Linked DNA regions of Homo sapiens: all the other regions are linked to region 1. A link is a loop called in an ENCODE intact Hi-C map of the cell type or tissue named here. Cell type or tissue: PC-9. All regions are shown on one strand.

Evidence for each region. Hi-C counts contacts between places; a loop is a spot of excess contacts. Peaks named below come from ENCODE experiments on the same cell type or tissue, not always from the same donor. Only the 100,000 strongest peaks of a DNase experiment are listed, where the experiment ranks them.
Region 2: it touches region 1 in a loop (8-fold over the local background); 2 of 110 quality-filtered maps call a loop at or near these places.
Region 3: it touches region 1 in a loop (4-fold over the local background); 4 of 110 quality-filtered maps call a loop at or near these places.
Region 4: a loop joins it to region 1, with 8 times the contacts of the local background. A loop is called at or near these places in 12 of 110 quality-filtered maps.
Region 5: a loop joins it to region 1, with 2.4 times the contacts of the local background. A loop is called at or near these places in 49 of 110 quality-filtered maps.
Region 6: it touches region 1 in a loop (4-fold over the local background); 4 of 110 quality-filtered maps call a loop at or near these places.
Region 7: a loop joins it to region 1, with 15 times the contacts of the local background. A loop is called at or near these places in 11 of 110 quality-filtered maps.

Annotation. Positions count from the first base shown.
Region 1 is chr10:62,037,129-62,041,128 of GRCh38, forward strand. The region is part of intron 4 of ARID5B (AT-rich interaction domain 5B); the gene reads left to right. Among named protein-coding and RNA genes, the nearest start is that of ARID5B, 140 kb to the left of the region's middle. In PC-9, CTCF peaks have their summits at 1,689 (motif pointing right) and 1,900; DNase peaks (open chromatin) are centred at 163, 1,003 and 1,703; H3K4me3 peaks cover 484 bases; H3K27ac peaks cover 1,628 bases.
Region 2 is chr10:63,156,512-63,160,511 of GRCh38, forward strand. No RefSeq gene overlaps it. Among named protein-coding and RNA genes, the nearest start is that of NRBF2, 25 kb to the left of the region's middle. RefSeq lists enhancers at 1,577-1,626, 1,707-1,756. In PC-9, CTCF peaks have their summits at 1,839 (motif pointing left) and 2,051; a DNase peak (open chromatin) is centred at 1,800; H3K27ac peaks cover 417 bases.
Region 3 is chr10:61,269,920-61,273,919 of GRCh38, forward strand. No RefSeq gene overlaps it. Among named protein-coding and RNA genes, the nearest start is that of TMEM26-AS1, 180 kb to the right of the region's middle. In PC-9, a CTCF peak has its summit at 1,575; a DNase peak (open chromatin) is centred at 1,732.
Region 4 is chr10:61,942,253-61,946,252 of GRCh38, forward strand. All of the region lies in intron 3 of ARID5B (AT-rich interaction domain 5B), which reads left to right. Among named protein-coding and RNA genes, the nearest start is that of ARID5B, 43 kb to the left of the region's middle. In PC-9, no CTCF peak of the experiment used is centred here; DNase peaks (open chromatin) are centred at 859, 1,529 and 2,019; H3K4me3 peaks cover 1,580 bases; H3K27ac peaks cover 2,883 bases.
Region 5 is chr10:62,092,533-62,096,532 of GRCh38, forward strand. ARID5B (AT-rich interaction domain 5B) reads left to right here. Exons shown (of 10, transcript NM_032199.3): 10 at 1-4,000. The coding sequence ends at 498. Among named protein-coding and RNA genes, the nearest start is that of LINC02621, 160 kb to the right of the region's middle. In PC-9, no CTCF peak of the experiment used is centred here; DNase peaks (open chromatin) are centred at 1,539 and 3,339; H3K4me3 peaks cover 269 bases; H3K27ac peaks cover 1,905 bases.
Region 6 is chr10:62,110,792-62,114,791 of GRCh38, forward strand. No RefSeq gene overlaps it. Among named protein-coding and RNA genes, the nearest start is that of LINC02621, 150 kb to the right of the region's middle. In PC-9, no CTCF peak of the experiment used is centred here; a DNase peak (open chromatin) is centred at 1,630; H3K27ac peaks cover 2,381 bases.
Region 7 is chr10:61,835,416-61,839,415 of GRCh38, forward strand. The region is part of intron 2 of LINC02625 (long intergenic non-protein coding RNA 2625); the gene reads right to left. Among named protein-coding and RNA genes, the nearest start is that of LINC02625, 31 kb to the right of the region's middle. In PC-9, no CTCF peak of the experiment used is centred here; DNase peaks (open chromatin) are centred at 1,346 and 1,966; H3K4me3 peaks cover 998 bases; H3K27ac peaks cover 2,868 bases.

The DNA of each region.
Region 1 (4,000 bases):
TAAGCCCCAGAATATTAGTAGAATATACGGCAATATGGATCAAGTAATCCAAAGTATTAGCAATGTTGCAAGAGGCTGTCACCTAGCAGCTCTGTATTATGTTTCCAGGCCCTCCCCCACTCATTTCCCTGAGCCCCGAGGCTGTGGTTAATAACGTCAAAAGAATGTTTTAAAATTGCCCTTCTGTTGATTCCAGAGAGTTAGGGCCCTCACATGGTTAGAGTCCTGGGCTAAGAGTCAAATTCTAAATTTAATTCCAGCCTCTATGAACATCTTAGTCCCATATTTCCTCACCATTTAGAGATGTTTCAGTTTTCCCATCTGCGAAATCGGCATAAGATGCCTTGCTCCACAGAAATACTTGTCAACAGCTTTGCCGTACACAAAGATTGGCATTGTATTGGGGCAAAATATCATTTTTCATTCCATAATAGGAATTAAACAAAAGCCCTTTGAGAACGCACCTTGTGTAAACGCCCTGTGCTTAAAAGCCTGTGAATTTCAGAGGTCAGCAAAAACCGCCCCCCTTCTTTATTATTTTTCTTAAAGCTAAACAAGGGTAACTAGGGAATTCATTTTGGAATATAAAGACATGAAAGAAAGGGTATTTCAGCTTGCACAATAGTACAAAGAAGAACAAGAGTTGTCATGTTTTGCTAAAGAACTCCCAGCTGTTTAATTTTATAGTAAAATTACTTTAAGAACTTTGCTAATTCAAAGACAAAATCAAACAACTGTTGTTGCAAAACTGAACTTCCACATTTGAGTGGAAAAGCCAATTTGAGATTAATCTGCCCCTAAAATCATATTATAAAAATACAGAGCATTTCTGTAATGCTGGTTGGAGGAGTGGCTTTTATCTGAAGAGAAGACACATAAAAGAGAAAAATGGTACATTTACTGGTAGTAAGATTTAAAAAAGTAGTTTATGTTCTCATGTACTTTGCCCTGACTTCTCCCCCAGCTTTCTCTTAAGCTCTTCAGTCTGTTTTAATACCAGGTTTGTTTGCTTTCTGGGGATGGGCCTGTTAGGCAGGAAATTGTTGAAAGGCATACAGCAGAAATTTTAAATGGTGTTTTTAAAAGATAAATACCCAATTGGGTAACTGACTATTAAATTTGGAGTTCAGAATTTTTTAAAATTTTATTTTTAGACAATATAGAAAGATAAATTCTGTACCTATACTTGGTTCTATAAGTCCCACATGTTGCCTATTGTCAGAAACAAACTGTTCCTTATTTAAAAAAAAAAAAAGAAAAGAAAAAAAGCCAGTTTTTCTTCCATATTAGGGAATTATTCAGACTTCTTTCCTTGGTTCCTATAATTCCAAACCAGTTGGAACATCAGTCTATTTTTGGTTTAAAGGAGCTTTTAAAATGTGAGCATGATTTTTTTAAGTTTCTAAATCTCATAAAAATCAATTTGCCACATATATAGCAGCTATGGTTGTAAATATAGTGAAGTCATTGTATTGCAGAAAGACAAAGTTCTAATTTCCATATTACAAACCCCACCTACCCCACCTTGTCCAATCTCCACATAAGAGGGCTGAAAATGTAAATTCTAAAACATATAAAACAACATAAGGTTGTCATTTGTGGCTGTTTCTATCCAAGATGAATGTTGTCACCTGTATTGGAGTAAACTCTTTTGTTAGTTTCTGCGGGTTTTTTTGGTCGTCCCACCGCATCCCATCGACTCACCACGAGAGGGCAATGGAGCGTTTGCTTTCAGCTAACAAAGCTAGAAATGGTTTTAATATCAGCTAAGTGTTTGAACTTGTTAAGGATTTATTTCTCCACCTTCCGATTGCCATACATGCAGCCTCCGAGTTTCCACTAACAGCGAATAATGATCCAAATAAAGTTATTCTGAGGGAAAATATAGACAGACTGGTGCAGACAAGAGCTTTTGCCCAAATAAGGATCCCTTTTGTGCAGACCCCATGTGTTAGATAACCATCAACTGACAGTTGCTCATGAGTTAATAATGTTGGATGCTGAAATATGCATACCATGTGCTATAAAAGAGTTTGGAGGACAAAGACAAATACTTCTATAGTTAGATATCAGAAACATACCAGAGGTGTGCAGATTGCTTCGTGGTACATAGGTTGAAACCGCCCAATCATTTCATCAAAATTAGTACAATATAAGTATGATACAGTAGAATGTATGATATTGATTGCATGTTTCATTGATGTTGCAGAAATTTTGGTCTAAGCCTTTCTGCATGTTACTGCCTTAAATGCTACAGCAACTACTGCCTTCTAAGAAAAGAAAATATTTCCTAAGCTTCTTTCTATAGCCACCATTGTTGCTCTTTTATTTTTACCATAGGAACCCATTTTACCATGTGTGTGCAGCCTTTTGATTGGCATGTAGTGTTTGGAGGGCTGTTAATGTCTAGTTAGGTTTCTGTGTTGCTGCTGCCACAGGAATCAAAAAGTGAGGAGGTGGAGGGAATCAGCTTTGATTTTGGCTACTATAACAAGTTGTTTGGGAGGATGGGACACAGGGCAAACTGAGCACCGGGCAGCCGCCTTCTCAGTGATGCCTGATGGTTTTTTGGTGCTAAGAATGATTGCGGAAAGAATGTTTCTCCTCCCTGCCCCCAGAGTTCAAACCTTTTTGTTCTGTTCAACTTTTCTGGGCTTATTGGAATGCCAGTCTTCAATGAATAATCTCATATTTTGTCATAAATGGGACCTGAAGCAGGTTGGCAAAGCCAATGAGGCTATGCCCCTGCATTTAGGCCTGACTGTAACTGACCTCTCTATTTATTCTCAGATGAAATGTCCAAAAAGTCAGACCATTAACTTACTCAATAGTTGGAGATTAAGAAGTGTCTACTTCCAAGCAACTAAAATCACTCCAGCTCCATTTTCTCCTATTCAGTTTGTACTGGATGATGAAAATGGCTTACATTATACCCGACCCATATTGACAGCAGGAGAGAACAAGTCATGAAATAAATAATTAGCTAGTTCCTTCCCCTCTCTCTCTCCATTCTCACTCTCTCTCTCTTTCTGTCTCTTCTCCAGTCTGTTGTCAAAGCTTAACATTTACTTTGACATCTTAGTTAAGAAAGTTAATGAAATAACATCTTCATCAGGGCCATTTAGTAGCCTTGAGTCAATGATTACCAGATTTGAATTTTACAGAAGGGAGACCTCAGCTTAAGAAAAATTTTTAGATACTATTATAACATTATATATATATATATGTGTGTAATGTGTATATATAACTATATATAACGTTTTTACATGACTACCCTCCATAACAGTGAATAAAATCTTAAATGTATTGAAACATTGAATCGTGACTTTTGCTGATTATTCTAGCTTCAGATGTTAATCTTGTTCTGTCTGCTCCTTAACACATATTTCCAAGAACATATCTATAATCATAACATTGAATTATTGACTAAACCAGCATCGCCCAAGAGAAAGATAATGTGAGCCACATGTAATTTAAAATATTCTAGTAACCACATTTTAAAAGGTAAAAAGAAACATGTGGAGTTAATTTTAATAATATATTTTATTTAACCCAGTATATTCAAAATATTATCATTTCAATATGCAATCAATATAAAATGTTATTAATGAGATATTTTACTTTTATTTTGTATTAAGTCTTGGAGATCCAGTGTGTATTTTACACTGCGGCACATCTCAATTTGGACTTGACATATAGTATTTCAGATACTCAAGGGACACGTGGCTAGCGGTGACTGTATCAGACACAGCAATTCTAAATAGTCATAGAAATGTTTTATCTTACAGTGAAAAATGTAAAGAAGCTGTAACCTCTTCTGGGTTCATTGTTAGCTTTACATTAGGGTTTCTGATGGTATCTGTGTGCTGTTTCTCTATAGTGTAACAAACCCTCCCTCCAATTGAGTGATCACTCTAGCTTGCCCCACGGCTTATAATCTGCCCTTAGTTAACATGTCACCAGGTATTATCAACCTTGTTGCTGCCTCTCCACGCCCACT
Region 2 (4,000 bases), 1.1 Mb after region 1:
CATCCTAAAGTGGACTTACACAAACCTAGAAGGCAGAGCCGACTCCACACCTAGGCTGTATAGTCTTGCTCCTGGGCTACAAACCTTTACAGCATGGGACTGTACTGGCTAGGCAGTTGTAACACAATGGCATTTGTATATCTAAATATAAAGGTATGGTCTTATAATCTGTCATGTGGCCCATCATTGGCTGAAATTTTATATGGCACATGACTCTATTAGCCTAGCCATTTCTCTCTAAAAGATGAGCTCTGTTAGAGGTACCACTGTACCTCTGCTACTTTCTGCTTCCCAAGGAGGCATTGGAGACTAGGATATTGTGATTTATAAGAAGAAATAAATATTTTGCTGTTTGTCTCTGGTTCCTGGCACAGAGCTCCCAAGTCTGTAATTTCCTGGCTGGTAGGAACTTTTGTTCTAATGTGATGACTCTCAGTGGGCCCCTGGATAGGGATTGGACACAAGAGAGACCAGCATGATTAGAAGCTTAAAACTTTCAGCCCCATGCCCCATCCTTTGGAAGGGGAGAGAGGCTGCAGATTGAGTTACAATTGATTATGCCCATATGATTAAGTCTCCATAAAAATCCCTGAACTACAGGATCCTGAGAGCGTCCGTGTTACGGAACATGTGGAGCTGGTGTGCCCTGAGAGGACACAGAAGCCCCGTGTCCCTGCCCCATGTCTGTCTCCCATCTAGCTGTTCTGATAAGTACTTTCATAATAAATGGTTAAATGTAAATAAGATGTTTCCCTAAGCCATTCTAGCAAAGGATTGAATCCAAAAGTGTGAGGCAGCAGTGGGGAGTGTTGTGGGAACCTCTGATTTGCAACTGGTTGGTCAGAATACCAGGTTGAACCGGGGATTTGTGGTTGGGTCTGAATTAAGGGTAGTCTTGTGGGACTGAGCCCATAACCTCCAGGTAGGTAGAGTCAGAGTTGAGTTAATTTTGCAAGATCACCTACCAGAGAATTGATGTGTGGGAAAAAAAAAAAAAAAGCTCACATCCGGTGCTGGAAGTGAAGTACTGAGAGTGGAGAGAAAAAAAGTGTTGCTTTTTCATTTTTTTTTTTAAGATCATTTTATTTTTTGAGATGGTCTCACTGTTGCCCAGGCTGAAGTACAGTGGATCAATCATGGTTCACTGCAGCCTTGATCCTCCCGGGCTCAAGGGATCTTCCTACCTCAGCCTCCCAAGTACCAAGGACTACAGGTGTGCCACCACACCTGATTTTTTAATTTTTTGTAGAGACGGAATTTCACTATGTTGCCCAGGCTGGTCTTGAACTCCTGGCCTGAAGTGATCCTCCTGCCTCAACCTCCAAAAGTGCTGGGATTACAGGCGTGAGCTACCACGACTGGCCTGGTTTTTCTTTATTCAGAGACCATCTGGTGAGACTTGAGTTTGTCTTTACACTCAACAGAAAAAAACTTCATGTCCATTTTTAATGATAACCCTTCATTTGTGAGCAGTTGTGGTTAGAATCTTGTTTGAAAATGACTAAGATGGATGCTTGTGTGAGGCAGCCTGCCACAGGGTGTTTATAACCTATTTGAAGAGTCAGGGTGTAAACTAATAGTAGCTATTATTTATTGATTCATTCTAGATCATAGGTTATGTGAAGATTAAAAGTGTTTAATTTTAGTATCATTATATTGTGTCATAATCCCAGTGTAGCCTAATCAAAGATCTCTGGGAGTGGATGGCGTGACTGTTTAAAAAAGTAAAGGGCATCCTCAGATTATTTGTTGTTTCCCAGGTGCAATCTTGTCCTTTTACCAGCTACTGCTAACCAACACTGCCATCTGGTGGACAGTAAGAAACTTCTGGTTCTTGTTGGGTCCATTAGCCAGGAAGGGTATTATGGTGTCCAGACTCAAGGCTAGGCCCTGCCAATGACTGACATGGAAAAATGAATCTGTTGGGGTCTTACTTGACTTCCTGTCTGGAACAGATATGGAAAACCAATTCAAAAAGAGTCTTTAAGAAGCCTGGGCCAGGTTAGTGCAGGCAGGGACTGTAGTCTTGCATACTAGTTTCCTGTCTGATAAGACCTTTCAGGTTTTGCTGCCTGGGTTTAATCTCAAGAAGGTTGACCCTCAATGGGCCTGGAAGTGCCTGGAGGTTAGGTTGAAAGCTATCATTAGCAAGACTTCGTCTAGCTTGGGAGAAGGGTTTACTGATCTGGAGAATTTGGCAGCCAAAGCAGGCCTGAAACAATACCAATTTCTTTAGAAAAGAATCAACTTGATGTTTGCTCAGGACCTGGGAAGGAGGTGTGGTGGGCCACAAAGAGTTAACCAAGTCTGGACGCAGTGGCTTACACCTGTAATCCCAGCACTTTGGGAGGCCGAGGCGGGTGGATCATTTGAGGTCAGGAGTTCAAAACCAGCCTGGCCAACATGGTGAAACCCCATCTCTACTAGAAATACAAAAATTAGCCAGGCAGTAGTGGTGGGCACCTGTAATCCCAGCTACTCAGGAGGCTGAGGCAGGAGAATCGCTTCAGCCTGGGAAGCGGAGGTTGCAGTGAGCTGACATCACACCACTGCACACCAGCCTGGGCGACAGAGTGAGACACTGTCTCAAAAAAAAAAAAAAAAAAAGTCCTTAGTTGGATGCTAGTAAATGTCTCATAGTAAGAGCAGTTTATAAACATCTTGCCTTATGCTACTAAAAATACAAAGTAGCTGGTATACTTTTCACCTTCAGGAAAGTATCTGGGATCAAAGAATGGGGAAATGACTTTCTAGGTATTTCTTTTTTTTTTCTTTTTTTAGACGGAGTCTAGCTCTGTTGCCCAGGCTGGAGTGCAGTGGTACAATCTCAGCTCACCACAACCTCCGCCTGCCGGGTTCAAGCGATTCTCCTGCCTCAGCCTCCCAAGTAGCTGGGACTACAGGCATGCGCCACCACACCCAGCTAATTTTTGTATTTTTAGGAGAGGCGGGATTTCACTATGTTGGCCAGGCTGGTCTCGAACTCCTGACCTCGTGATCCACCCGCTTCAGCCTCCCAAAGTGCTGGAATTACAAGCGTGAGCCACTGCGCCTGGCTGTATTTCTAGAACAGCAGGAACAAAGGCATGGAATTAAGGGAGGTGAGTAATCTTGGTCAGAATCATATCATAGTAGGACAATATGAGATGAAATTTGAGGGAGGCTCAAGTGGATTAGCTTTTTATTTCCTAAAGGTGAAGGGGCCAGGATCAGGTTCCAGACTTGAGGAATGGAAAATATTTGGAATAGGCCCTCAGAGTTAGGGCCGAAAGAATCCAAGTGAAGGCGAGTTTAGTTTTTGCGTTCTTAGTCTGTTTCTCTAATGTGGGCACACTACATTAGAAAAAAAGTGGGAGGGGTAGTCCAGATATGACAGAAGGATAAACGGTGAAGGAATCAAGAATACAAATGAGAATGTCTTTAAAGTTGCTAAACACAGATTCCAGGATGTACAGGAAGACAAAGGAGACAGGTTAATTAGGGAGTGGGATAGGGCTGAGGGACCAAAGCCTCCTAAGTAAGTGATGCCCAAAGGTAGTTTCCAGAAAGAGGAAAGGGAGTTTGTCATCTGAGAGAGGGACTCTTGATTTGGTTGATTAGAAGAACCAAACAACGATTAGCCCTAGGCTTCCTCCATGGAAATTCCCTAAAGAAAAGTCTTGCTATTCAGAGTGTTATTAAGTCCCAGGGTCTTCATTGCCACTAATAGATCTTTTTGGAGGGACTGATATCAGATATTTCCCTATTCTTAGGAGGAGATGGCTGTTCAGGGAAGGCCAGATGTTAACAGAAGAAACAGAAGGATATTAAACATGCCATTAAGCTGGTGACTGGAAAAGAAAAAAAAAGTTAAACATTGCCACAAAATCCTTTGGTTTCAGTGTTAAAACTAAATAAACCTCTATGGAGGCAGCAAGATGTTAAATGGGGCAAGAGGGTCATAGACCAGTTTTCATCCTTAGGTAATTTTCATTTATTTGAAATACCCACACTTTGGGCA
Region 3 (4,000 bases), 770 kb before region 1:
GTAAGAAAGTTGTCTAACAAAGAATAGAGAAAAAAGAGACATTTTTGTCCAACAGTGGCAATTCCTACTTGGCTGCATTGCAGGTTATATGCATCAGGAATAGAGGGAGTAAATTCAGGGAGATAAATTGGGACAGAGCACTGAAAATTTTGAATCTCCAGATAATGAGATTAAACCTTATTTACAAGGTACTAGCAAGTTACAGAATCTCTTTAAGCAGATGTTTGGCATGATGTGAGCTGCACTTTGGGAGAATTACTCTGGCATCATGGGTAAGATGATTTGGACAGGAAAGAGTGCAAGAGCAGCTTCAGTCTTCAGGCCACAGTAGCATAATAGCTCAGGTGAAAAAAAATCATGGGCCTGCCCTGGCGCAGTGGCTCAGGCCTGTAATTCCAGCACTTTGGGAGGCCGAGGTGGGTGAATCACCTGAGGTCGGGAGTTCGAGACCCACCTGGCCAACATGGAGAAACCCTGTCTCTACTAAAAATACAAAATTAGCTGGGTATGGTGGTGCATGCCTGTAATCCCAACTACTGCAGAGGCTGAGGCAGGATAATCGCTTGAACCTGGGAGGCGGAGGTTGCAGTGAGCCAAGATGGTGCCATTGCACTCCAGCCTGGGCAACAAGAGCGAAACTCCAACTCAAAACAAAAACAAAAACAAAAACAAAAACAAAAAACAAACAAAAAAAACATGGGTCTGAACAAGGGGATTAATAATAACGGATAGAAGTGAATACATTTTTTTAAATGAAGAACTGATGAGGAGGTTGGGAGGCAGCTGGGAGGGTATCAGTTGTGGCTTACTTTTTGAATCCCCCCAAATTCCCATAGACCAGGGTTTCTCAACCTCACCACTATTGACATTTAGACTGGATAAGTTTTAGTTGTGAAGGACTGTCCTGTGCATGTTTAATAGCATCCCTGGTCTTTGTCCACTAGATGCTAGTATTACCTCTCCTCCAGTGTGAAAGCCAAAACTGCCACTGATATTGGTTAATTCCTTTGGGGGACAAAGTTATCCCCAGTGGAGAATCACTGCCCTATATAAAACCAATAGAGCCACTATGATAAAAAATTCAAAAAAATCCATAGACAGTATCTATTCATATCTGCTATCTATCTATCTATCTCTATATATAACTAAATGTTAAGCTATTTCCAAAGACTCCAAAATATAAGGGATTAGAAAAAAGCCCTGAGAGCCATCAGACATGAGCAGTATCAGCATCTCTGTAGAAGGAAGTAAAAGAAAGACAATGTGGGTTGTGAGGATTCTGATACCAGAATATTCCATATTTCTTATAGATATACACTGGAAAACGACTGAACTGGGTAAGAGTCTTGCAGGCTCTGAATCATGGGTGAGAGCAAGGGGACCATGTTTGATAGGATCTAATGGTGCTGGAATAATCTGGGCCCTCTAAGCCATTGATGATAACAAGCCAACCTTCCCTTCCAGGAGAAATTGTTAGCATGAGCTTCACATTGAGAAGAACAGGGACAAAAAGAGCAGGAAAAAAATAAAAAAGAAAAAAAGAAAACTCCAGATGAAAAGGGATTAGGGAATAGAAGAGAGAGATTCCACAAAATGCAAGCCTATGTATATTTAAGTTACTTTAAGGTAAGAAACAGAAGAGGGAGTCCTAGAGTCATGAGTCTAGAAAAGTTACTTCGCCCTTTCCTCCCTCCTAAAAGTACACAAAAACTCATTTACTTAAGCATGAGCAAAGCAAAAAGTATGCAGTCTCAGAAGAATGAGAAGCAGAATGAATTCCCTATGACCTGGGAGGCACAAAGAATGACATGCCCTCAAAAACAGATGAAGACTGAAGCCCGGTATTTCAAAATGAGCTAAAATAAACCAAGCTAATGGTAGAAGCTGTGACAAGAAATCACAAATAGAATAACTCAGAAATGAGATGATTAAGGAAGATTTAAAATTAGAGTTACATAAGTTGAGAAAAAACTAGAAATAAATAAAATCATTTCACTAAAGAAGTTGAGCCAAGAGGAACACAAAAGCAAATAAACAGAATAGTGCAATGAGAGAAACAGAACATAGAAAGGAAGAAAAAAAATTTTAATCAAAATGATGTAAATAAAGCGTTAAAAAAATAAAGCACCTGAGAGAAAATGATGGTTTAGAAATTTCAACGTATGTCTAATACAGGGGTTCCTAACCCAGGGTCCATGGATGTCAGGGTTTATGGGTAAAATTTAGGTGGTGCAATGAACTTGGTTAAGAAATATATTATGTATATATTTTTACTGACCTCTGGCTGAAATTTAACGTTTTTCTTTAATTATCAACATATGCACCAAACCACAGTAGTACTGACAGTATCTACGATTTTATCACCAAAAATGATCACAAAAGTCAAAATGCCAAATTACAGTTTGGAAAAACAGCTCCAAATACCATTTATGCTCATCACTTTTTTCAATTTGTAGTTGTTAACTATATTTAGATCTCATTAATTAAGAACTATATCTCATTACTTAATAGTTAATAAAGAGTTAATAACTGCAACATAATTTTAAATTATTTTGACAACTGTATTTCAATATAATTAGTTTCCTTTGAAATGCTGTATGTTCTCCTTTATACATCTAAAAATATTATTCTGTGAAACACTCCATTGTTTTTGCCAGACTGCTGCTTCCATGATACAACAAATTTGGTAACTACTGTTATATAAAAGGAATCTCTGAAGAGAAATTATAATTTGAAAACTTTCCTAAAATAAAAACAATTAGAAATTATGTATTAAGAGGACTTGAAATTTGACCCATAATGGCCAACACCATCCTTTAAAATAAATATCTTTAGGCTATCCCACCAAAAAGATAAGTAGAAAGAAAGTTAGATTGTCATCAGAATTTTTAACAGACATACTTTTAGGGCCAAAAATATTATAGTAATATATTTAAGATACTCACAAGAAGAAAATGTCAGCCAAGAATCTTATGTTCAGCCAAACTGACCTTTAAGTACAAAAAGCCTATGGTCAATTGATGTCAACATGCAAAAACACAGAGAACATTGTTCTCATGTGCTCTTCTTAAGGAGTCTACCAAACCACAAAGAAATAAGAATGGATTTAAGAGCAAGTGTTCAAAACTTTTATGGCACTTTGACATTGCCATGACATCCAAGTACATGAATCATTTCTCAAGTAATTTGTTTTCATTGTATTTTACTAAAGTATTGTTCCATGAAAGATTATTATAAAGTTTTAAAAAATCCCTGTACTAAAATATGAGCTTCAGACAACCAAATTTACTGAAAGCATGGGTAAAGAACATTAAATATCAATATACTTGTACAATCAAGACCAAAAATACACTATAAATGAGGCAGTCTAGTATGTAATGTCTACATGCTCTGACAATGCAGATAATATGACTATGTTTTAAATGAGGGAATGAGGAATAAGGAAATTACATGAAAGTTGGCTTCTAGTTTTGCCCACTGAAAAGGCCTAGAAACAGTGATCAAGTTATTAATAATAAGCATATGTGGCATGCAGCTTGTAGTCTTTAAATGCTATTTCCTACTCCTCGGATGTGGATGGTTGCAAGCTTAGGCAGAAATGTGTATGATGAGCCTACAATGCACCAGAGAGCAAGGAAGCTATCAAAGGTTGTTTGACTAAGTTTGTGTCAAAAAGAGTCAGCAGCTGAGTTGAAGAGGCTCACAGTGGCCAAAGATGGGATAATTATTCCAGAGAATGTATTCTAATGAATTCAAACACATCAGATAAGATTAATTCCTTGAGTTCACGGATATATAAGCATACAAAACACAATTATTGGTCAATTTTGAAGCCTGCTAGGAAACAAATTTATTATTTTTTAAACAATAAATAAAGATAATTAAGCTACCCTCTCATTTTTATATGACCTGTATCTTAGAGCAGGGGTCCCAAATGTCCAGGCCACAGAGTGTTACTTACCAGTCCATGACTGGTTAGGAACCAGGCTGCACAGCAGGA
Region 4 (4,000 bases), 95 kb before region 1:
TCTAAAAAAAAAGAAGGTCCATATTCTACCTTTTTGCAGTTGATTCCAGAAGAAATTGGTTTATAGTGAATATTCACAGTACTTGCAGGTGGTTTGGCCTGGAAAATCTAGATGAGTGGTTTTTAAATTTAGTTGCTTATTAGACTCAAGAAAGAAATTTAAAAAACAATACTGATTACTGAGACCAGCTTTTCTAGATTCTTCATTCAGTAGGAGTAAGGAAAGGCCAATGAATGTGTATTGATAAAAAGGTTCCTGGCCGGGTGCGGTGGCTCACGCCTGTAATCCCAGCACTTTGGGAGGCCGAGGCAGGTGGATCACCTGAGGTCAGGAGTTCAAGACCAGCCTGGCCAACATGGTGAAACCCCATCTCTACTAAAAATAGAAAAATTAGTCACGTGTGGTGGCAGGGGCCTGTAATCTCAGCTACTTGGGAGGCTGAGGCAAGAGAATTGCTGGAACCTGGGAGGCAGAGGTTGCAGTGAGCCGAAATCATCACACCTTTGCACTCCAGCCTGGGCGACAACAGCGAGGCTCTGTCTCAAAAACAAAACAAAACAAAACAAAAAAGGCTTTTAGGTTGAGTCTGATTTTGTTTGTTTGTTTTGGTCTCATTTTGGAGACAGCTTTATGATTAGTGCTGAAGAAGGGAAAATGATCAACAGGAGAGTTGATTGGGAGGCTCTCTCCTGGGGCACAAGAAACACCATGTACTTAAAAAATTTTTAATGTAAAATACCCCTTTAAGGATAGAATTTAGGGCCTTGAAATTCTACTCAGTTGCTATGAACTGTGGGGAATTTGAGACAAATAGCTTTTGTAATTGGAATGCACACTGTGTTGTAATAATGTGGAAAGAGAAACAAAAACTTTCCTTAATGTAATGAGTTTCCATTATCTGCCTAATCTAAGGTTTGTAAGTCTACATTGTCAGGATTTATATTGAGGAGATAGGGGGTGTCATTTTCTGTACACATTCCTGTCCCCACAACTTTCTCTTCAGCCTCTTCTATAACATCAAAATATTTGTTGTCTGTACTTTTCTTTCTCCGCAGTGGTTTTCTTATCTCCTTTTCTGTTGGTCACACTGAAACCACCTCCAATACCACATTGTTAATGGAAATTCACACACTTATTAGGTTTTTCCTTCTGTAGAACCCTTCCAACTCCTCATTGTTCTTACCAAAGAAAGAAGATGAACTGTGAGATTATTTGAGGCCCCCCCCCTTTTTTTCTGGTGGAAGTAAGCAAAGAACGGAAAGATCTCACCTTTCTATGGATAAAGTAAAACTCCAACATGTTATCGTTTTTTAACTGAGTTATTTCATAATGTTGAAACATGAATAATAACAAAATAATTAGATTGGTTCTTAGAGAAGGGATTTTAAAATATAAAAGCTCATTAAAGCACTTTTCTTGCTTAGTGTTTAGGTAGAATAAGTTCGCTTTAATTCCAGTTTGTGTCACTTCCTGTCTCTCTCTGAATAGTAAAAAAAAAAAACAAGAATGTTCTCACAAATGTGTGTCTGCCAACAAATTAATACTCCACAAAGAGAAACTCTGCCCCACATGGCAGCTTCCAATAAATGCTCTGATTCAAATCACAACTCTTTCATTTTTTTTTTATCCCCTTCCCCCTTGAGGGAGCACATTTAGACAATATTTGAGGATGTCATCTTTCTGCTTTTTAAAACTCTCTAGAGTTTTCATTTAAGACTCTTAATGGTTGATGACTAAAACTACAGATCTGGATAGTGGAAAAACTAATAATCTTAAAAAACACTTCTGAAATGTGGTAAAGTGCATTCATTCTCTTCCCTCCTCTTTGTCCTTTTCAAAGAAAGAAAGTTCAATATGAAACCAATGCAAATTATGACTTTACTCAGTGAGATATTTTACCTTCTTTCAGACTGTTTCATACTGAAGTTTATAAAAAAAAAAGAAAAATAACTATGTTAAAATAGGAGGGTTAAGGAATGTATTATTCATAAGCATAATGAACACAAGAACCTGTTTTTCCAGAAGAATTGGGTTGATTAAATCATTCACCACACAAGCCTCTAGTTATTTATTTTTGTCTTTAGAATTACAGTACTTAGCTTTTATAATAAAGTGGACTTGATACCCATATTTGGTATGGCAGTTGAAAGTAGTCAAATGAAGAATTATTTCATTTTACAAAATTTTTAGTAAGTAAGGAATATAAACACTATCAGTTAAACATAGCAAACTTGCATTTTTTTATTCCTTGGGCTATAGTTTGAAAAAAAAATCAAATTATTTTATGTAACACTGATTCTTACAGAGTTCCTTTAAGCGAAGTATGAAAGCTGCAGTGTAAGCTTTATTGGCCTATAAATATGTCATTATAGTTGGACTACATTTATATGCTTTGGATTGTTGTTTAAGCCAAGAAAATATGTCTCTACAGGTTGACTTTTTATTGAAGCCCTTTGAGGCATACAACAGAATGTATTTTAGGCCAAGGTTATTAAAACAGCATTTTCATTTTTTTGCAGCAGACTCATTGTCAATTATGCTGCCACAAACTGTCTGTGGATGGGCAGTTATGAATGGTTTCATCTCCAAATGTGTCTTTAGAAAAAGAAAGAAAAGATAGAGGAGTCTGAGCTGAAACTGAGAAAAAAGACCCAAAGATTATGTGTGGGGGTCTGGCTGAATTTAATGATGGGGGTTCCCTCAGTTCAATTTCTGTTTCTAAATCTGTCCCATCAAATTGAGAAAGAGTAGCTTCCCCCTTTCTTCTGTTGCTGGGACTTTCACTGTACTTTTTGGGAGTCAACAGCATGGTGGGGTTAAAAGAGCAGAGGGTGGGCTGTCAGGAGAATCTTGGCTCTACATGTAGATCTGTCACCACTGGAAAAGTCACTGGAAGACACTGTATGATTTTTTACCTGAGTGCTCTCATGAATTTATTAGGATTTGAAGACATGCCTCTTATTGGAACAATCCTTCCTTCCTTTCTAGACTTAAATTTTATGTGTATATATTTTTTGTTTTTTATTTTTTTCAGTGAAGAGAAATAACTTTTATTAATGAGAGCAATGAATTCTTAATTCTCAGCCACAAAAAAAGATAAAATACAATGAGATTTTCAAATGTAAAATAAAATATCTGTACTCACTTCATTGCTGCAGAGATAAAGTGAAATATTATTATACAGCTCTAAGGTGACATGAAAAGAACACAACTGTTCAACCAAATGGCTCAAAGTAGGTTTAAATTTTATGTGTATATTAAAGAGTCTTTGGAAGGTATTTGTTGTTTATATTTTACTTTGGATTGCTGGTTTCACTCTGCCATTTTCCATAACACTGCAACTTGAGAAGTTTCTTAAATGATATATTGTTTATACATTCAGCTTTGTTTTGTCTAAAATGGGCAATAATATGTACCTGGCTGTTTCTCATTGGATTTTTGAGAAGACCACCTGAGAACAAATTAGTTAATATCTATGGAAACATTTGTGATACTGAAGTCTAAAGTGGTATTATTAGTACATTATTATTATCAGAAGCAGGTTCTGTATGATAGGGAGCCATGTGGTACAAGGTTAGCTTATTTGTCCCTTTTGAATTTCCCTAATCACACACACATTCTAGTAATTTAGAACAGGGTTTACTCTCATTACTGTCTCCCTCGATAGAAAACTATTATAAAAGTCCTTTAGGTTTTTGCTTGTTTATATGTATATATATAAATACATATTATATATGACTATTATTTTAATATATATTTATTTCAAATAATAAATGTATGTAATATATACCATATAACATAAACATTTTATATATTTATATATTAATATATATTTATATTTTATAAACTTTTATCCTCCTGAAAATTCTGTCAAAATAAACTGAGCCATAAGTGGCCAGTTGTATAGGATATCTCAAATACTCTTGGTTAAAAATTAGCTGTAGTTTTTGCTTGGAGATTCTGGAGGCCTCGTATTGCAAATGGTTGTTTCAGATCACTT
Region 5 (4,000 bases), 55 kb after region 1:
GCAGGGAAAAAGGCCCGGGCAGTGTCTCCCTTAGACCCATCCAAGGAGGTCTCTGGGAAGGAGAAGGCCTCTGAGCAGGAGAGTGAAGGCAGCAAAGCAGCGCACGGTGGGCATTCCGGGGGCGGATCAGAAGGCCACAAGCTTCCCCTCTCCTCCCCTATCTTCCCAGGTCTGTATTCCGGGAGCCTGTGTAACTCGGGCCTCAACTCCAGGCTCCCGGCTGGGTATTCTCATTCTCTGCAGTACTTGAAAAACCAGACTGTGCTTTCTCCACTCATGCAGCCCCTGGCTTTCCACTCGCTTGTGATGCAAAGAGGAATTTTTACATCACCGACAAATTCTCAGCAGCTGTACAGACACTTGGCTGCGGCTACACCTGTAGGAAGTTCATATGGGGACCTTTTGCATAACAGCATTTACCCTTTAGCTGCTATAAATCCTCAAGCTGCCTTTCCATCTTCCCAGCTGTCATCCGTGCACCCCAGTACAAAACTGTAGGCTCAGCTCTGCCCAGCAGTCCAAAGCGGCATGGCCAACAGAGCTTCACTCCTTACCCAGGAGTGCTGGCTTATAGAGTTAGAAGTCAGTATTTCTTCTAATCTGAGGCTATGATCAGTCCCAGCTGTAGGGGCCCAGAGGGGAGGTGAACATGCCTGATTTTTGTGGGACAACTCTAGCCCACAAACTGACTGGCTGGTGAGTCTTGACTCCCTTCCAACACAGATGCCCAGGCACCTCCAGATCATTCACTTCGCACGTGGGCCTTGTGAAGGGATTTGTGAATATCCAGGAAGAACTTAGAGGACCCCATCTGAGTTCGGATGGTCAGGAAACAATCTGGGCAAAAAAGAGGCAGGCATTTCAAAGGAAGGGGCAAGGAAGACTGGCAAACAGATGGCAAGGGATGCCCCTCTTTTTCATAAAACTCTCCAAGGTTCAATCAATGCAATGTATAGTGAAACTTCAATAGATCTTTCATTTTGACACTATTAAACAATCCAGAGAAGTAAACACTGTTAAATTGACTGTATATATTTGCTTCTTAAAACTACCTGTATCACTGTTTGCTCACCTAATTTATATACAGGTAGTTCCATTTTCTCCCAGTTCCTTCTCGTCTTTTTTTTTTTTTTTTTTTTTTTTTTTATTAAATGGTATTGCTTTTGTTTGCAGGTCTTTTTGTTTTTGTTTTGTTTTTGAGGCTGACTGACTGTCCTAGTTGTTGTGTGTTTGTAATTTTTCCACATCTTATTTTGAGCAGCTTTGGGTGGTAAAGTTATTGTTTACAAATTGAAGCAACTGATTCTAGTGGAACAAATGAAAAAGAAACAGTCAAGCACACAATAGTGCAAAGAACGTTCCTTTGTAGATCCGCAACTTAAGGATTTTGTTCCTCATAAATGGCATAGTTGAAAGAGCTTATACACTGCTTACCCAGCCAAATGCTTTGCTTTGAAGTATTGGGTTCTGTGAAAATATTGAGCATTGTACTTACCTTATCTAGGCTGTGAAACTGTCCTACATACCAGAGAATCATAAAAACAAAAACCTCACTGGCAGCAAGCTGCCGAATAACAACAGAGTCTAGAGGACATATTTGTGGGCTGCACAGATATTTTAGGAATTTCAGAAATTAGAACAGGAGCCAAAATGATTTACATTGGCGTTGGCACTGATTCCTTTAAATGGTCTGGGAAAGGGGGTTGGGAAGAGGATGGAGCTCAACTGGCCAGAAGAGGAGCAGCTGCAGTCCTGATAGCTTCTCTAGCCTCGGTCTTTTGAGTGATAAGTAGTCATGTTGTTTTCATCCAGTTGGTTTCTTGTCATTCCCAAGAAGAATCTCCCAGGCCACATCTTTGGGGATAACTGACATACTGGATTAGCCTTTTCAAAAGAAAAGTCATCCTATTTGGTTTTATGGGGTGTGAGTTTTGTGTGTACACACACAGAAACATGTAAGGTGGTTTGGGTCATGTTTTTAACCACCTGGCAATACAGTCCACTTTCTGGTTTCTTTTATTGTGGGAAGTAAATGGTCAAGCTGCTCAGGCAGTGAAAAGATGTGGAGAATGTCCGTTGTCATTCTTGCCACTGTATTCCATTTGCTACCGAGATATAACATTAAGGTGGACACATTTTCTAACTGTATTAATTAAAAGTCAATGGATACAGAGAGTGGATTTTCTCCCCAAGTCCCATCCCTGCTGAAGACCGCTTGGATGAACTCCCCAACCCACTGTGCCCCTCCCGCAACACTACCAGTAGACTTTAGAACCATAGTTAACTAAGTCTTTTACCTCTGAGATACTTAATTCTGGGAAAATTGGTGACAATTTTCAACTTCTAAATAGGTAACTCGACTGCAAAATAATCAAAACTGATAACAATGAAACTGCGGCTCTTAAACAAAGCCATGCATGCCGTGCATTTGTATTGAAATGTCTCCATGATATGAAGCCAAATATTCAATGTAACATACTTAATATCCAAAGGTGGAAACAAAAGAATGTAGAGATCCAGTGTTAAGAGTTCCATTTGCTTCAATTAATTATTTACCTTCCTGTGGAATAATATATATATATATATTTAATAGAACCATAGATAGACTAGTAGAATTTAGATTATAAATGTGTGAGTGCAGATTATCCTGCTATTGCACAAGCTAGAGGGGGGAAAAATCTCAATTCCAGCTGGCAAGATGCTAGCCAGGACACATATAAGAAAGTTGCACTAGATTGAATGGTCACAGAATCGGAGGACATGGAAGAAAAAGGAAACTTCGGTGGTTCTGCAGCAGACATGGGCTAGGTCATATGTGGTTTCTATGAGTTCGTGTCTCAAAAAAAAAAGGAGGGGGGGCATCTGTCCCCGGTGGAGCTCACCTATTTGGAATATGGGGCATTTGTTTTTTCCACTGCAATGATTTCAGTCTGGTTTCATCATGTTGGAATTCGATCACACCATTTTCAAACAATGTTAACATAGTCCAGCTTTTGTTTTTCTCATCTCTTCTGAGAGGAGACTCACTGTTTCTGTCTGAGGAAGCTCATACCCTCGGCAAAACATCAGGACAAATAAAGAGAAATGGGGGTACGCATTCCCAACAGAAGCAGTGTGTTATTTGTTTTAAAACTCTGAACAGAGATCTTGGAAATCTTTCAAAAAGACCATTGAATTCTTCATTGGCTGAGAACGACGTTTTAAAATGTCTTAAATAAGGCTTTGTTTGCATTGTTTGAGTTCAAGGGGCCTTATTATTGAATGGAATTGCACAAGCCTTTCTTTGTGCAATCAAACCATTGTTATTGGTAGTTCTGTAAAGGAAACTGTGGAATCGAATTGGCAGTGGAGTCATAAATCTATTTACTGAGTGTGGCTTCCAAGAAATGTTGCAATTCAAAATGCACTAAGTCTGTGATTTATTGGAGATTTGGAGATTCTAAATAATATTTTTAAAAAACTTCCATGCAACTTCTGGTTTAATGTTTGGCAACTCCACATGATAAAAAAATAAAAACAGCCCAACCGAGTTTCGGAATTAAGTATTCTTCTAGTAAGTGATTCAAACTTGTAATATTTGCCACAGGACTGACTTATTTATTTACTAGCTAGAAGCTCTTAAGTTCACTTGTTTATCAGGGCATATACAGAAGGGTTTGTTAAAACTCGATGTTAACTTTACAACTTTCTGACCTGGTGCATGAATTCTCAAGTACTGTATTTCACTGTGTTGGTGTGTCTGATGGAAATTTCGAGGTGGTCCCACAAAAATATTTTATGTAGTGTGCCTTCAAAGAGAACCATTTATTTCTCTTCACTTATCGTCCCACAAAGTCACATTTGGTGGTGGTCAGCCAAGTCGCATCTGGTCTAGTTTTACTCTTGTCCCAATTTTAAAGAGAAATGGGAATGAGTTTGCCCTGGTGAGACCCATACCATTGCAATGATTATCTTGAGCACTTAAAGTCCAGTGTTGGCTGTTAGTGTATTTGATATTCTG
Region 6 (4,000 bases), 74 kb after region 1:
TAGGGGAGGAGCTACCTAGGTAAGCTCTCAAGTTCCTTAACTTCTATTTATTAGCTTCTTGCAGTCCCTGGGGCGATAAGAGAAGGTTAAATTTCTCATTAATCCTATAAATATCTATGGAGCACCAACCCTGTACCAGGAACTGGTTTAACCACCGGAAATACTACTATGAAAGAAATAGATGGCATCCTATATCTTGATGAAGGAGACAGAAAATAAACACACAAACAAAGAAATTGGACAATTTCAGAGAAGCAGTGAAGAAGAAAATACAACTAAGTGATGGAATAGACTGACTGGGAATGAGGGAGCTACTTGAAAAGAGATGGGTCAGGGAAAGTCCTCAATGCGATGTAAACTTTGTGCTTAGCTGAAATGAAGTGCCAGCCTTGCCCCTCTCCTGGCAGGACTCCGGCCTGATCTTTGGGTACTCAGACTCATTCTCAGTGCAAACTTGTTTCTTTGAGCCTCTTGGTTCCTGAACAATATCCCCAGTCTATGATCTTAATGGGCTCACACTATGGGTCTACATGGCCCATTGGAATATTCAAAGTGGGTACAGTCAATCCCCACAGTGGCCAAAGGAGAAAATAAGGAAGCCAGGAGCTGTGCAAGCCAGTCCAGGAAGACAGGCAGAATATAATGCATTTCTGTTTAATCTACTTTTTATCTCATCTTTTTGATTTTTTTAAGTGGGGATAGGGTTTTCTTTACAATGAATATGATATATTGCGTGCATAACAATAATAGTGTATACGTAACAGTGCTTGCTGGTACTTAGACATTGTTCAAAGTGCTCACATGTATGAACTCATTTAATTTTCATGACAACTTTATGAGGTACATACTGATATTTTCCCCATTTTACAGACGAAGGAACAGAGGCACTGCCAAGTAAGTGATTTGCCCAGCTTGTGAGTTGCAGAGCTGGGACTTGGAGCTAGGTAGTCTGATACCACAGTAACTTCTTTTAACCAATTATGCTGTGCACCTTCATGTATGAAATGTGTTTGTTTTAAAGGATATCTGTAGTTTACTGGAGATTCAAGTCCAAAATTTTTAGAACTCTTTTTTCAAAAATACTGGTGAGTGTGACAGTGTCCACAAAGTCAGACAGACCCAGGTTTCAATCCCTATTAAAAAAAAAATATTGGCCAGGCGCAGTGGCTCACACCTGTAATCCCAGCACTTTGGGAGGTCGAGGCGGGCAGATCATGAGGTCAGGAGATCGAGACCATCCTGGCTAACACGGTGAAACCCCATCTCTACTAAAAATACAAAAAATTAGCCGGGCGTGGTGGCGGTCGCCTGTAGTCCCAGCTACTCGGCAGGCTGAGGCAGGAGAATGGCGGGAACCTGGGAGGTGGAGGTTGCAGTGAGCCGAGATTGCGCCACTGCACTCCAGCCTGGGCGACAGAGCGAGACTCCATCTCAAAAAAATATATATATATATATATATATTCATGACATTTGTTAAAGACAGTAAGCCAGACTATTCAAGGGAGACTACTACAATGGAATTTTGCCAGGGGGGAGAGATTGGCCTCAACTCTGAATACAACAATGAAAAGTAGAGATTTATAGCCAAGGGGCAGGGTAGGGTCAGTGGATGGAAAATTACTAACAGTAAACATTTTATAAGGGTAAACAAGGGGTAAGGCAGATTCTGGCTAAACCTACTTGACAAGCTTCTTGCTGAAGGAAGGCCAGGGTGAAAAAATATCCAGAGATGGGGATGAGGAATTTCATCAGATATCAAGGGTGGGGGATATTTGCTAAACTGACCCAACAGGATTCTTACTAAAACTGGACTAAATAGGCCAAGGACAAAGCCTTCAGGGTGAGGCCTCATCAAAAAGATGACTCAGAGGAGCCTGATTAAAGTTTGGTTAAGGAGAGAATCTTGGTTATCCCCAACATTGTTGCCTCCTAGCTGTGTAAACTTGAGTGGGTTAACTAACCTCTCTGAGCTTCAGATTTCTCATCTTGAAAGTAGATATTATACTATCTCCCCTACACATTGTAAGGACTAAATGAAATAATGCTCAATAACTACAGGTTGAATGTCTCTAATCAAAAAACCTAAAATCCAAAATACTCCAAACTCCGAAACCTTTTGAACACTGACATGATACTCAAAGGAAATGCTCGTTGAAGTATTTCAGATTTCGAATTCTTTGGATTTGGGATGCAGAATCAGAACGTATATGTAATGTAAATATTCCAAAATCTGAAACATTTCTGGTCCCAAACATTTCAGATATGGGATACTCAACCTGTACTTAGCACATGGTCTGATCTAGTAAGCATTACCAATATCACTGTTAATGTGAAAGCTCTTGCCAGGGAATCAAGTCATTCCTGATGAAACCGAGCACTTGAAACTCTTAAATGCCACTGGTAAGAGTACAAGTTGACACAGCATTACTTCCGTGCAGTTTTGTGGTATCTATCAAAACATAAAACGTGGCACTGAGTCTCTGGATTCAACAATTTCTTTCTGGAAATGTATCTGAGGAAATAATAGCACAAGGGCACAAAGACATGTGTCTGAGGATTTCCAGTGCATCATTATTTAATATAAAAAACTTGGAAGATAACCTAAATGTCCAGCAGTAGGAGATTGGTTAAATACATGATGGTATTCATAAAATATATTCAATGATAAGTCAGTACAACAAAAATATATTAAGTGCAAAAAGAAGGTTACAAAATATTAGGTTAGTGCAAAAGTAAAAGCAACTGTGGTTCTTGCCATTAAAAGTAATTACCACAATTACTTTTGCATCAGCCTAATAATACAAGTAATATGTTCCCATTTTGTAAAAACAGAATAAACAATAAATGTAATTAATACAAAATGTCTGTGTTTTATGTATAGGCATATGAACATAAAGATAAACACCAAAATGTTACCAGCACAGATAGTCCCTCACTTACAATGATTTCATACAGGATTGTTTTTACTTTACGATGCTGCGAAAGTGATATACATTCAGTAGAAATCATACTTCAAGTACCCATATAACTATTCTGTTTTTCACTTTCAGTCAGTATTCAATACATGACATGGAATATTCACCACTTTATTATACAATAGGCTTTGTGTTTGATGATTTTGCCTGACTATAGGCTAAGGCAAGTGTTCTGAGCACCCTTAGGGTAGGCCAGGCTAAGCTATGATGTTTGGCAGGTTAGGCGTGTGTTTCAGCTCATTTTGTGTTGCTGCAACAAAATAACTGAGGCTGGGTAATTTTATTTAAAAAGAGGTTTATGGCCGGGTGCCATGGCTCATGCCTGTTAATCTCAGCACTTTGGGAGGCCAAGGCGGGCTGGATCACGTGAGGCCAGGAGTTCAAGACAAGCCTGGCCAACATGGTGAAACCCAATCTCTACTAAAAATTTAAAAATTAGCTGGGCATGGTGGCAGGCACCTATAATCCCAGCTACTCGAGAGGCTGAGGTATGAGAATCGCTTGAACCTGAGAGGCAGAGGTTGCAGTGAGCTGAGATTGCACCATTGCACCCCAGCCTGGGCACAAAAGTGAAACTCCGTCTCAACACAAATGAAAAATAAATAAAATAAAAAAATAAAAAGAGTTCACAATTTTAGTTCACAATTTAGTTCATAATTTTGGTGGCTGGAAGGTTCAACACTAGGCAGCTGCATCTGGTGAGGGCCTCAGGCTGCTTCAACTTATGGTGGGAAGAAGAAGTGGAGCAGGGATGTGCAAAGAGATCACAGAACAAGCGAGGAAGTGAAAGACAAAAATCAAGGAAGCCAGACTCTTAACAACCTGCTTTTGCTCTATGGGAACTAATCCATTCCCCCAGAGGGAGAACTCACTCACCCCCATAGGAGGGCATTCATCTATTCATGAGGGATCTGTCCCCGACCCTGCCCCATGACCAAACACCAGGATCCACCTGTATTTTTACTCATACTTACAATATTTCTTTTTTTTTTTTTTTTTTTTTTTTTTTTTTGAGACGGAGTTTT
Region 7 (4,000 bases), 200 kb before region 1:
GGCAGCCCAACTCACCCCTACAAGACTTTTTCCCCCTCAATATTTCTACCATCTGAATAGCTTTTCTCCGTATTCCTGTATGTAAAACATGGGGGAAAAAAAACACAATAGCAAGGCACCTAAAATTTGTGAGAATCCAGAAAAGAGAAGAAATCATCTTTCCTGGTTGCTCCATTTTGTCAGGTGTTAAATCAGAGTGCTAACTTTTGTATAATAACTGTTTGCTAATACTTAATAAGTAGCCGGTGTAACACAGTTCCAAAAAATTTTTTTGTTGTTGTTAAGCCTATGCAAGGCCAAAGGAGTATTAAAGTTTCACTACGGAAGAAATATGGCCACTGCCAAGAACTGATTAGTCATAAAATCCGAGGCATTATCATCATCCATCATTGCCTTTCTTTTAATGACTGAACTAAAAAGAGAGACATCAAAGTTTTCAAAATAAGGTTATAAAAATGCTGTACGCAGATGAGGCCTCCAAATATTTTGATAGAACCTGAACAAAAAAAATATAGAAAAATCATTGAAACAAATCACAAAACATATGTTGTTATGTTTTGCTCTAAAAAGCATGAAGTTTATCCAGAACCCTATTATGGTAACTGCTTAGCTTTTCATGCATTCCTAAATTACCATGTAATCTAAAACGTTGTTTTCAGCTGCCCTGTATTGGAAAGTCCCTTAAAATAATCAGGATGATTACAGGCTAGTATTCAGAAAGAAACTTGCTTGTATTATTGTAAATGAAAGTATTATTTATCGGGCAGCCTCCTTTAAAGAAAAAAAAAAAACCCTATCTCAGAAGCACAGAAATACAATGTATTCAGGAAATACCTAAACCAAGGATTGCATTTTGGGCTCTCTACATTTTCAAACACATGGATAGTTGGTGTAAAAATATGTTCTTTTTCTGCAGGGACTTGACTGTAATTAGTGTGTGCCAAAACTCTCTCACAGAGATTTCATTGTCTTATCTACTTACATCATCTTAATGCGATTTTATTTTACTTTGTCAAAGTCATATTAATGTAAATGTGTTCTTGATAGCAAACAGAGTTCTTTTTTATGCAAAACAGGATTCAGCTGACTCTAATAAAACAGCTTGCAGTCTATTAGACTATAACAGTAATGTGCTTATTTTGTTTCTCAAATCAAGACTGTGTCAGAAAGCTATAGATGGAGATTTGTCTTGTTTTTCACAATAATTGCTAGGGTGGGGTTACATTATGATCTTTAAATGAATAGTATCGCTTAGAACAAACACTTCATATATCTTTTATCTTCCCCGGCATACAGTTCTGAGTTTTCTTTGAAAATGCTGCGCTACTTTTCCACATAAGTCATCAGAATGTTTCCAAAGAATTTTAACTGCCAGATTAATTATATCTTGCAAACAAAGATAGATTGCTTACATTCTTTATTCAGAATTCCTGCCAGTGTGGAGCAACTGGCAACAAATTAATTTCTTTTGCAACCATGCAAAATGTTTTGCTATGAAAAGCTCTGGAAGGTAAATGGATCCTTTTAAAAAAAAAAAAAATCAGGTTGCTCATTCTGAAAGGCTAATCTGTAAGCAAAGAACACAGGATTAAATGAATTTGACTACTCCCCCCCACCCCGCCCTCTTTTTTTAGCATCTATGTTATAACCCTCCCATAATGTATTCAGTTAATTAAGTATTGCTGTGACCTGGTGGCAATTTTTGAAATCCAGGGAATTTTTCCCCCTTTAAATTCTGCCTCCCCCACAGAGCAGAATATAATCTGTTTCCAGTCAGTCTGTTTATTTCAGCTGTGCTTCTACTACAAGCCTCTAAAATGTTTTAATAAATTTATCAACCAAAAAATATTACAAACATTTCATTTCCTTTGATTCAGACACACATACACACCAAAAAAAAAAAAAAAAAAAACCTCTGCCTTCATTGCAAATTCTTGGTGGTATGAATCACTCTAAGTAATATTTGCTTTAACTTTCGTGTGGTTCTACAAACAACCTTTATATGGCTGGACTTCAAAGCGAGGAGAAATAAAGGTTAGAAATGTGATAGGAGTAATCTATTATTAGGCATGAAACATTAAACCACTTTTAGCTATAAGTCTTAAAACCTGAATAATCTGGGTTTTTTAAGTAGTGCATATTTATTGTGCTTTCAGCTACACACACATTTATCACAGAGAAGTGTTTGGAAGAGAAATATTTTCCATTGCACTGTGTGCCACAATTTAGTTTAATTTTTCCTAATATTTAATTTAGAAAAACGGTAATATTATAACAGGATTCTCATGTGTCCTGGCCAAAACACTTGGTGTTCCTCACAGAGTGAAATTAATCTGTTACCAGCCTGCTGACCTGAAAGTAAGGTTTAGTAGGCACAGAGCGGGTAGGGCAGAGAAAGGGGTGGGTTAGGGTGGGTAGGGAGATAAGATCTCTTTCTTTTACTAGAAAGGAGAAAAAAAAAGGCTTAGAGGAATGTCTCAACCCACCAATGCCATCAAATGACAGAAAATAAGCTGAACGTGTATTTGAGCCGAAGAGTGTTTGAAAACATTTATTAGCTCCATCCATAACGACATTCACGGCAGGAATGTTAATTGTTAAAATCTGTACTGCAGCTAGTTCTTTAAGTAAGGGGGCTGCATTGAGTGGAAATTCAGCTCCTCGTTTCTTTTTTTCTCCACATATATTTGTACTTAAAAAAAAAACTAATGTTATGAAATAAGTCAGATGTCAGATGGAAAGCTTTCTAGCACAAGGGAATACAGAACAGTGTTAAGGATATATGCATATGCAAGAACAAAAAACAACATTGGTAACAATTTGTTCTTGATTAAATTTGTGCTCCTAATACAGTAGATTAAAAATAAGTCCAACTGTTAAACACATTAGGGTTCAGCCCCTGCTGATGTGCCAGAAAAGCAGCTATCACTCCAGACCTGGCCGGATTCTTTCTGGTAGCCTTGAGACAGGAAATCTGACCCCCAAGAAACCTGAACCCCAAAGTCCATCAGTGACCCCGAAACTTGGGGATTCCTTATTTTCGTCTACTGATTAAACCCCAGAACCTTCTTAATATTTTCTTATACCCAGTCAAAACTGGGTGTCTCTCAGCAAGGCTAAAAGACAATACCAGTTTGGAAAGATGGAGAAAGAATTATGGCTGGGCACGGTGGCTCACACCTGTAATCCCAGCACTTTGGAAGGCTGAGGTAGGAGGATCATTTGAGTTCAGGAGTTCAAAACCAGCCTGGGCAACATAAGGAGACTCTGTCTCTACAAAAAATTGAAAAAAATAAAATTAGCCAGGCATGGTGGCACGTGCTAGCGCTACTAGTCCCAGCTACTCAAGAGGCTGAGGTGGGAGGACCGTTCGATTCAGGGAAGTTGAGGCTGCAGTGAGGCATTATTGTGCCTCTGCACTCCAACCTGGATGACAGAGTGAGACCCTGTCTCAGTAATTAAAAAAATATAAAATTTAAGGGAAAAAATGAAGAATTGCTGATAGCCACAATCAAGGCAATCTTTGAAGAAATTAAGTTGTAGTTTATTGGGCAAATATTTGTAAAACTTGTATCGTTTAAGAAGATTATTGTAAGCCATGTCTGCCTCTCCCTAGAAACGTTATAAATGGAGTTAAAGACATAATTGAATTCCAAAATGCCCAAACCGGTACCGTGGCTCAAGCCTGTAATCCCAGCATTTTGGGAGGCCAAAGCAGGCAGATCACTTAAGGTCATGAGTTCAAGACCAGCCTGGCCAACATGGTGAAACCCCATCTCTACTAAAAATACAAAAATTAGCTAGGCATGGCGGCAGGCACCTGCAATCTCAGCTACTCAGGAGGCTGAGGCAGGAGAATCACTTGAACCCAGAAGTTTGCAGTGAGCCGAGATCGGGCCACTGCACTCCAGGCTAGGCGACAAAGTGAGACTCTGTCTTAAAAAAAAAAAAAAAGAAAAAAAATGCCCAAACTGGAAGGCACTTCGAGATCATAGCCAAC